Regions from separate parts of the Homo sapiens genome. Here regions 1 and 3 are each linked to region 2. A link is a contact called in ENCODE Hi-C or POLR2A ChIA-PET data. All regions are on one chromosome and are shown on one strand. The core of a region is the stretch at or near the end of the contact, and the rest is flanking DNA. Distances in the headings are between cores, read along the strand shown. Region 1 overlaps IFITM3-AS1 (IFITM3 antisense RNA 1). Region 2 holds the start of HRAS (HRas proto-oncogene, GTPase). Region 3 holds the start of IFITM2 (interferon induced transmembrane protein 2).

The links. A loop is a pair of places that touch in the nucleus more often than their neighbours do. ChIA-PET counts read pairs that join two places held with the same protein, here RNA polymerase II (POLR2A). Pooled maps may share reads with other maps.
Region 1: a loop to region 2 is called in a pooled map, with 4 times the contacts of the local background. The contact joins the enhancer-like site here to the promoter of HRAS in region 2. A Hi-C loop is called at or near these places in 3 of 50 pooled maps. POLR2A ChIA-PET finds 5 or more read pairs at or near these places in 5 of 52 experiments (H1, Panc1, activated CD4-positive, alpha-beta memory T cell and 2 more).
Region 3: a map of tibial artery shows a loop between it and region 2 (2.3-fold over the local background). The contact joins the promoter of IFITM2 here to the promoter of HRAS in region 2. A Hi-C loop is called at or near these places in 1 of 168 maps with a recorded cell type or tissue (tibial artery) and 6 of 50 pooled maps. POLR2A ChIA-PET finds 5 or more read pairs at or near these places in 6 of 52 experiments (HepG2, Panc1, activated CD4-positive, alpha-beta memory T cell and 2 more).

The regions. Positions count from the first base shown.
Region 1 is chr11:325,741-328,440 of GRCh38, reverse strand. It overlaps IFITM3-AS1 (IFITM3 antisense RNA 1), which reads right to left. Exons shown (of 5, transcript XR_007062540.1): 2 at 813-2,700. Among named protein-coding and RNA genes, the nearest start is that of IFITM3, 6.2 kb to the right of the region's middle. RefSeq lists enhancers at 905-954, 1,015-1,384, 1,805-1,944. Within about 2 kb of position 1,285, at least 33 of the 41 ENCODE cell types and tissues checked have a DNase peak (open chromatin) inside an H3K27ac peak, as active enhancers do.
Region 2 is chr11:534,126-536,825 of GRCh38, reverse strand. It overlaps HRAS (HRas proto-oncogene, GTPase), which reads left to right and starts at 1,250. Exons shown (of 6, transcript NM_005343.4): 1 at 1,250-1,410; 2 at 2,451-2,614. The coding sequence starts at 2,504. It also overlaps a transcript of LRRC56 not described here. RefSeq lists enhancers at 591-1,298, 1,320-2,176, 2,177-2,700 and a silencer at 2,154-2,313.
Region 3 is chr11:306,566-309,065 of GRCh38, reverse strand. IFITM2 (interferon induced transmembrane protein 2) reads right to left here and starts at 1,250. Exons shown (of 2, transcript NM_006435.3): 1 at 628-1,250; 2 at 1-53. The coding sequence starts at 873. RefSeq lists enhancers at 1-69, 90-209, 590-1,009.

The DNA of each region.
Region 1 (2,700 bases), core at 36-2,535, 210 kb after region 2:
TGTCCTTGGAAACCATTAGAAAAAGTCTTAAGATTCCCAAGATGTCAGGTACAAATGCCACCTTCTGAAGTTATCGTGTTTGAACGGCAGTGGGGAAGCCACTTGAAGCACTCACACCAAGGCGGGGGTCAGGGACTGGCAGCAGCGAGCCCCCGCTGCCCACTGCCCAGAGGCCTGCCCCGTGCCATACGAGGCATATTTGGGGAAGGCTCCAAGCCTCAAAGATACAGCTCCTTTGTGGCCAGGAGACCCAGCTCTAATTCAAGAAAGAAGTGAACCCCTGAGAGGAAGCCGGAGTCCTGGGGGACTTGCGGGAGCAGATCTCCAGGCCAGGACCCTCACTTCTGGATGCACGGCGGCTCCCCCTGCAATGCCGCCAGTGGAAGGGGCCAGTGACATGAGCGAAGAGGGTGGGCCCTGCACACCCAATGCTAAATCTTCCAGTACCAATGTTTCTAAAAAAGCAAAAGTAAATGGGTGATATTTGTTTTAATAATCTATTTTTTAAAATTTTAATTAAAAAAATTTTTTACTGATTTAATTTTAATTAATTAATTGTTTTTAGAGGTGGGGTCTCTGTCATCCATGCTGGAGGGCAGTGGCACCATTACAGCTCACGGCAGCCTCAACCACCCGGCCTCAAGCGATCCTCTTGCCTTGGCCTCCCAGTGCTGGGATTACAGGAGTGAGCCACCATGCCTGGCCAGCAATCTACTTAAACAAACATATCCAAAATAGTTTCTCAACATATCATCAACAAAATATACTATTGATGAAATACTGACATTTTACAAAGAAATTTTTTTTCTCACCAAATCTTCAAAATCCAGCATGAGCTTTGCACTCACAGCAGTTTGAGAATGGAACTGGCCACGTTCCAAGGGCTCGGTGGCCACAGGGAGCTCCTCAGAGCGCAGCCAGGCCAGAGGCTGCACCGAGGTGCAGAATCAGAGGAGGCACCGGAGACCCCAGAGTCCAGTCTGAGACGGCACAGGGAGCAGGTCTCTGGTGGCCTTGACAAGCTCCAGGATAGGGTGGGGAGGGGACTGGACCCTGGGGACCTCAGAGCAGAGCAGGGGAAACAGGAGCCCCCACCTGGGGAGAGGGGGCCTCCTCTCCAGGAACCCCAATCAAGACGAGCCTCACGTGACTCCCACTTCCTCTTGGAGGGTGCAGGGGCCTCTCCTGAGGTGAGTTTTGTTTCTGATTTTTTCAGGGGAAACTTCTCAGCACATTGTCCTTGGCCAGATGCCACAGGAGCCGCTGACCCAGTGACGTCACCTCATTCTGCTCAGATCGCACCCCCTGTCCGTGGGGCACTGAGGCAGGAAGAGGAAACTGCTGTAATCTCAGGAAGCTTTTGGCCAGTGGGGCCCTAGAGCCCTGCCCAAGCCCTACTGGGTGTGGCCCCGAGTCCAGGAACCCCCCTCCCCCCTGACCCTCATGTCCCCTCGACCTCTGTGGCATTTTATAAAACAAAGGGGCCCCGGAAAGCGGAAGGAGGGGGTCACACGTGTGAGCCCTGAGCACCGAAGCTGCCCCCACAGGCCCTGGAATCCTCCCCGTGTCCAAAGACAGCCTCCTCTTCAGTCAGTGCTCCCTGTCGTCCCCGGTCCTGGGCCTGGAGGGCTGCTGTGGGGCAGGAGCAGTGGCCACTGGGTCTCTGACCTGCACCAGGAGACACGGGGAGGCTTAGGCCTCTGAACCCACATAGAGCAGGACCGCAGCCCCAGAAAAGGGAAGATTTCAGCAGAGGAGGCCTGTGACGAGAGAGGCGAAGGCTTGAGGGGCTCCCTGTGGGGCCTGGAGTGTGGAAGCCCCATTGGGGCCTGGCAGGGACCTGTACCAAGACAGTGAGGTCCTGCAGCAGCTGGGGTGAGGAGAGGAGACTCCCAGGCCTGGTAAAGCGCACAGGGGCCTCTGGCACCCCTACAAGAGGAGGTTGGAGTCACCTGACGCTGTCCTGATGCGGCTCCTGCAGAGAAGACTCCTTACTTAGCCCACAGTGCTTCTACCCGCCCTGACACCGTCCTGATGGGGTCCTGCAGAGAAGCCTCCTTACTTAGCCTACAGTTTTTCCACACGCCCTGACACCGTCCTGATGGGGTCCTGCAGAGAAGCCTGCTTACTTAGCCTACAGTGTTTCCACACGCCCTGACACCGTCCTGATGGGGTCCTGCAGAGAAGCCTCCTTAGCCCACAGTGCTTCTACCCACCCTCAATGTATAACTTCACGTTCAGAAATGTGTTACCCCCCTCCTCAGACCTCACACAATTCACGAATTTCCAAACAGCAGGAAACAGAAACTTCTAAGAAAGCAGAACCCTTGAGTCCAGGTGGGAGAAGGTGCCTGAGAAAACAGCCCTGCCAGAGACAGTACCCCAGCATCCGGACGTTACTCCACAGACGGCCACGTAAGAGACCAGGAACCACCCTTCCCACGGTACCCCAGCGTCCGGACGCTACTCCACAGACGGCCACGTAAGAGACCGGGAACCACCCTTCCCACGGTACCCCAGCGTCCGGACGCTACTCCACAGACGGCCACGTAAGAGACCAGGAACCACACTTCCCAAGCCTTCTGCACTCCCAAAAACATCAGCTTCCCGGAAACCTGAGACATGCTCAAGGAAGAGCACGGTGTGAAGTCAGCTGTGGGTGGAGGATGACCCAGGTGCCCAGGCAAGAGACTGAAGGCA
Region 2 (2,700 bases), core at 1-2,500:
AGGCGGGCGCTGGACTGGGCAGAGGCAGGGTTTGCCTGACTGTAAAACGCCTTTTTTGTTTTGAGACGAAGTAGCGCTCTGTTGCCCAGTGCAGTGGCGCGATTTCGGCTCACCGCAACATCCGCCTCCCGGGTTCCAGCGATTCTCCTGCCTCAGCCTCCCGAGTAGCTGGGACTACAGGCGCGCGCCACTGCAGCCGACTAATTTTTTGTGTTTTTAGTAGAGACAGGGTTTCATCATGTTGGCCAGGCTGGTCTTGAACTCCTGACCTCAAGTAATCCACCCGCTTAGGCCTCCCGAAGTGCTGGGATTATAGGCGTGAGCCACCGCGCCCGGCCCTTTTTGTTTTTTAATGAGGATGTATTTCTGATTCCTTTGCAATTTTAAAAAATGTTAAAAACATGTCTTTTTGGGTTTGAAAGAGCTAGGATGTGCGTCTATGTGCTTGGGGTGAGCCCTGGGCACTTCGCTCCCCTGTGGCAACTTGTGGGTACGGTTTAACTGGACCACGCTGAGCTTCTGCAGCGTTGGAACCTCAAGTTTGGGGGGACTGGGCGGGCAGGGTCGCCTGCCACGCAGGCCCGAGAAAGAGGAGAGTGGTGGAGGGGGCGTTCTCACGCCTGGCCCCAGGGCACACGGCTGCGCCCGCCGCCCGGAACCCCACCGGGGCTGCAAGCGTCCTCGGGGTGGGTTGCGGTGGGAGTAGGGGAGCTGGGGTGCGTGGTGGTAGGTGGGGTGCGCGGCCGCTCCACCTGCGCGGAAGGGCAGCCGGGCAACCGGACCCCGCGGCCACCCGGGGGCCCCCAGCTCCGAGCATCCCGCCTTGGTCCCGGCGGATCCCAGCCTTTCCCCAGCCCGTAGCCCCGGGACCTCCGCGGTGGGCGGCGCCGCGCTGCCGGCGCAGGGAGGGCCTCTGGTGCACCGGCACCGCTGAGTCGGGTTCTCTCGCCGGCCTGTTCCCGGGAGAGCCCGGGGCCCTGCTCGGAGATGCCGCCCCGGGCCCCCAGACACCGGCTCCCTGGCCTTCCTCGAGCAACCCCGAGCTCGGCTCCGGTCTCCAGCCAAGCCCAACCCCGAGAGGCCGCGGCCCTACTGGCTCCGCCTCCCGCGTTGCTCCCGGAAGCCCCGCCCGACCGCGGCTCCTGACAGACGGGCCGCTCAGCCAACCGGGGTGGGGCGGGGCCCGATGGCGCGCAGCCAATGGTAGGCCGCGCCTGGCAGACGGACGGGCGCGGGGCGGGGCGTGCGCAGGCCCGCCCGAGTCTCCGCCGCCCGTGCCCTGCGCCCGCAACCCGAGCCGCACCCGCCGCGGACGGAGCCCATGCGCGGGGCGAACCGCGCGCCCCCGCCCCCGCCCCGCCCCGGCCTCGGCCCCGGCCCTGGCCCCGGGGGCAGTCGCGCCTGTGAACGGTGAGTGCGGGCAGGGATCGGCCGGGCCGCGCGCCCTCCTCGCCCCCAGGCGGCAGCAATACGCGCGGCGCGGGCCGGGGGCGCGGGGCCGGCGGGCGTAAGCGGCGGCGGCGGCGGCGGCGGCGGGTGGGTGGGGCCGGGCGGGGCCCGCGGGCACAGGTGAGCGGGCGTCGGGGGCTGCGGCGGGCGGGGGCCCCTTCCTCCCTGGGGCCTGCGGGAATCCGGGCCCCACCCGTGGCCTCGCGCTGGGCACGGTCCCCACGCCGGCGTACCCGGGAGCCTCGGGCCCGGCGCCCTCACACCCGGGGGCGTCTGGGAGGAGGCGGCCGCGGCCACGGCACGCCCGGGCACCCCCGATTCAGCATCACAGGTCGCGGACCAGGCCGGGGGCCTCAGCCCCAGTGCCTTTTCCCTCTCCGGGTCTCCCGCGCCGCTTCTCGGCCCCTTCCTGTCGCTCAGTCCCTGCTTCCCAGGAGCTCCTCTGTCTTCTCCAGCTTTCTGTGGCTGAAAGATGCCCCCGGTTCCCCGCCGGGGGTGCGGGGCGCTGCCCGGGTCTGCCCTCCCCTCGGCGGCGCCTAGTACGCAGTAGGCGCTCAGCAAATACTTGTCGGAGGCACCAGCGCCGCGGGGCCTGCAGGCTGGCACTAGCCTGCCCGGGCACGCCGTGGCGCGCTCCGCCGTGGCCAGACCTGTTCTGGAGGACGGTAACCTCAGCCCTCGGGCGCCTCCCTTTAGCCTTTCTGCCGACCCAGCAGCTTCTAATTTGGGTGCGTGGTTGAGAGCGCTCAGCTGTCAGCCCTGCCTTTGAGGGCTGGGTCCCTTTTCCCATCACTGGGTCATTAAGAGCAAGTGGGGGCGAGGCGACAGCCCTCCCGCACGCTGGGTTGCAGCTGCACAGGTAGGCACGCTGCAGTCCTTGCTGCCTGGCGTTGGGGCCCAGGGACCGCTGTGGGTTTGCCCTTCAGATGGCCCTGCCAGCAGCTGCCCTGTGGGGCCTGGGGCTGGGCCTGGGCCTGGCTGAGCAGGGCCCTCCTTGGCAGGTGGGGCAGGAGACCCTGTAGGAGGACCCCGGGCCGCAGGCCCCTGAGGAGCGATGACGGAATATAAGCTGGTGGTGGTGGGCGCCGGCGGTGTGGGCAAGAGTGCGCTGACCATCCAGCTGATCCAGAACCATTTTGTGGACGAATACGACCCCACTATAGAGGTGAGCCTGGCGCCGCCGTCCAGGTGCCAGCAGCTGCTGCGGGCGAGCCCAGGACACAGCCAGGATAGGGCTGGCTGCAGCCCCTG
Region 3 (2,500 bases), core at 1-2,500, 230 kb after region 2:
GAGGCATAGGCCTGGGCCCCGGTCACGTCGCCAACCATCTTCCTGTCCCTAGACTGGGGGAGAGGAGATGGTGAGGGGACCAGGATCCCCCAGCTGAGAGCCGCGTGCTATGGCTCCAGCTCCTCACTGTCTCCTCCCTGCCCTGAGATCAGGGACCACCTCCTCCCCTTCCTCACCCGGCTCAGACTCTCCAGGAGCCTCGGGGCTCATCCTCCTTCTGCCTTGGCCCCAGCACAGGCTGTTCTCCCCACCATGGGGTGAAGTCACCTGTGAGTTCCCTTCTCACTTTCTGGGAGAGCCTGGGTGCCAGTCTGGAAGGTGAAGGTGTAATTTCTTACTGGGCTATAGGGAGAACTGCTCTGGGCTAGTGGATAGCCGGGGACAGACTCTGAGCCAGCCAGCCAGCCTCCTGGAGCCTCCTCCTAGACCTGCACTGGGCAGATTCCCCAAGCCACACACACACACAGATCACACAGACAAAGCCACTGACGTGGGCACACACAGGACAGACGTGCACACAAACTCACAGTCACAGGGACACACAAGTCCCCACCCCAGGCAGCATGTGGGCAGGTGGAGCCCCAGGCTCACCGGCACCCCCTGGATTTCCGCCAGGGCCATACGCACCTTCACGGAGTACGCGAATGCTATGAAGCCCAGGCAGCAGGTGTTCATGAAGAGGGTGTTGAACAGGGACCAGACCACATGGTCAGGCACGGAGGTCTCGCTGCGGATGTGGATCACGGTGGACATCGGGGGAGCAGGGTTGTGGGGCACCCCCAGCATAGCCACTTCCTGCTCCTCCTTGAGCATCTCGTAGTTGGGAGGCTGGCCGCTGTTGACAGGAGAGAAGGTTTGCACAATGTGGTTCATGGTGACCAGCGGTGATCGGGTTACCGGGATGGTTCTCAGTGAGCCCTCCCTTTCCCCAGTAGTTCCGTTTTCTCAACAGTTTCCTCTTCCTGGCATTTGTCAAATGCAGAGCTGGCCAGGGCCAGATAAGGGCAGAACAAATTCCTGAGGATCAAATTACTTTAGGAGAGGGAGGAAAGAGGGGCTGAGGGCTAAGAGGGGCTTCCTCTCTAGAGCCCAAAGGAGCACAAGTCTCATCTTGTTAGTGGTGTGGGGTCCTGGAGACTTCCCCTGTGTTGGGAGTCTCCACACCCCAGGCCAGCAGCTGCAGGACCTCACTGTCCCGGTTCAGGGCTCCTGCCAGGCCTGCGCTGACGCCTCCACACTCCAGGCCCCACAACCGTTTCCCCAAAGCCCTCACCTCTGCCGGGCGCCGTGGCTCACGCCTGTAATCCCAGCACTTTGGGAGGCTGAGGTGGGAGGATCATGAGGTCAGGAGATCGAGACCATCCTGGCTAACACGGTGAAACCCCGTCTCTACTAAATATACAAAAAAAAATTAGCCGGGTGTGATGGCGGGCACCTGTAGTCCCAGCTACTTGGGAGGCTGAGGTAGGAGAATGGCGTGAACCGGGGAGGCGGAGCTTGCAGTGAGCCAAGGTTGTGCCACTGCACTCCAGCCTGGGCAACAGAGCCAGACTCCGTCTCAAAAAAAAAAAAAAGCCCTCATCTCACTTGTCACAGGCCTCATCTGCTGACATCCCTTGTCCTTTGCTGGGGTTGCAGTCCTGCTCCATGCGGGTTTGGGGGTTAAAGGTCCCCGTGTCTCCTGGTGCAGGTCAGAGGGTTGGCGGCCAATGTTGCCTGCCCCAAAGGAGCCCTCCAGGCCCAGGAAAGGGGACTCTGGGAGCACTGACAGAAGAGGGGGCTGTGGGATGCCAATAGCAGAGACCTGGACGGTGGAGTTAGAAGCCATGGCCCTTTCCCCTGGAGGCCCACCTGGGTGACGGCTCCCAGACCCGCTCCACACAGCCCAGCAGCACCCACGCTGCCCAGAGCTCTGGCTGGCTGGTCCCTGGGGCACCCTCCAGATTTCCAGGTTCTGATCATCTCTGCCTCTTCCCTGGGTCCTCACACGGGTGCCAGCTGCTTCCTGTAGTTGCCGCCTGTTTTTCCCATGAACCGGTGCTGCCTCTGAGCAGCTCCTGAGGTTACAGCCTCCCTGTGGAAACACCTTGTGTGGCCTCTGGGCTTCTTCCTGGACCTTCCTTGGCAGAGGCTATTGCAGCAAACAGAGCTGATGCTGTGCACTTGAGCTTGTCAGAGGGGACAGTGCGGGTCACAGGGGCAGGAACGTGGCCTGCAGGCCTATGTGCACCGCGACCTGCGCCCTGTTTAATTCCTGATGTGCTACATGGGCCCATTTTCCTGGGCTTATTCTCCCACCAGGCCAGACTCCGCAGAGGACATCGCTGAGGGTGGAATTTACAGAGATGGGCAGCTGCTCACCCTGCTGTAGCCTTTCACCTCAGCGGGTGGTCAGGTCCACGTCAGTATTCCAGAGTTTACATGACGGTAGCGTGCAGCCGTGTAACTGCAGAGTGATGTGTTTGAGTAACGATGACTTTGGCTCTATAAGATAAATTTT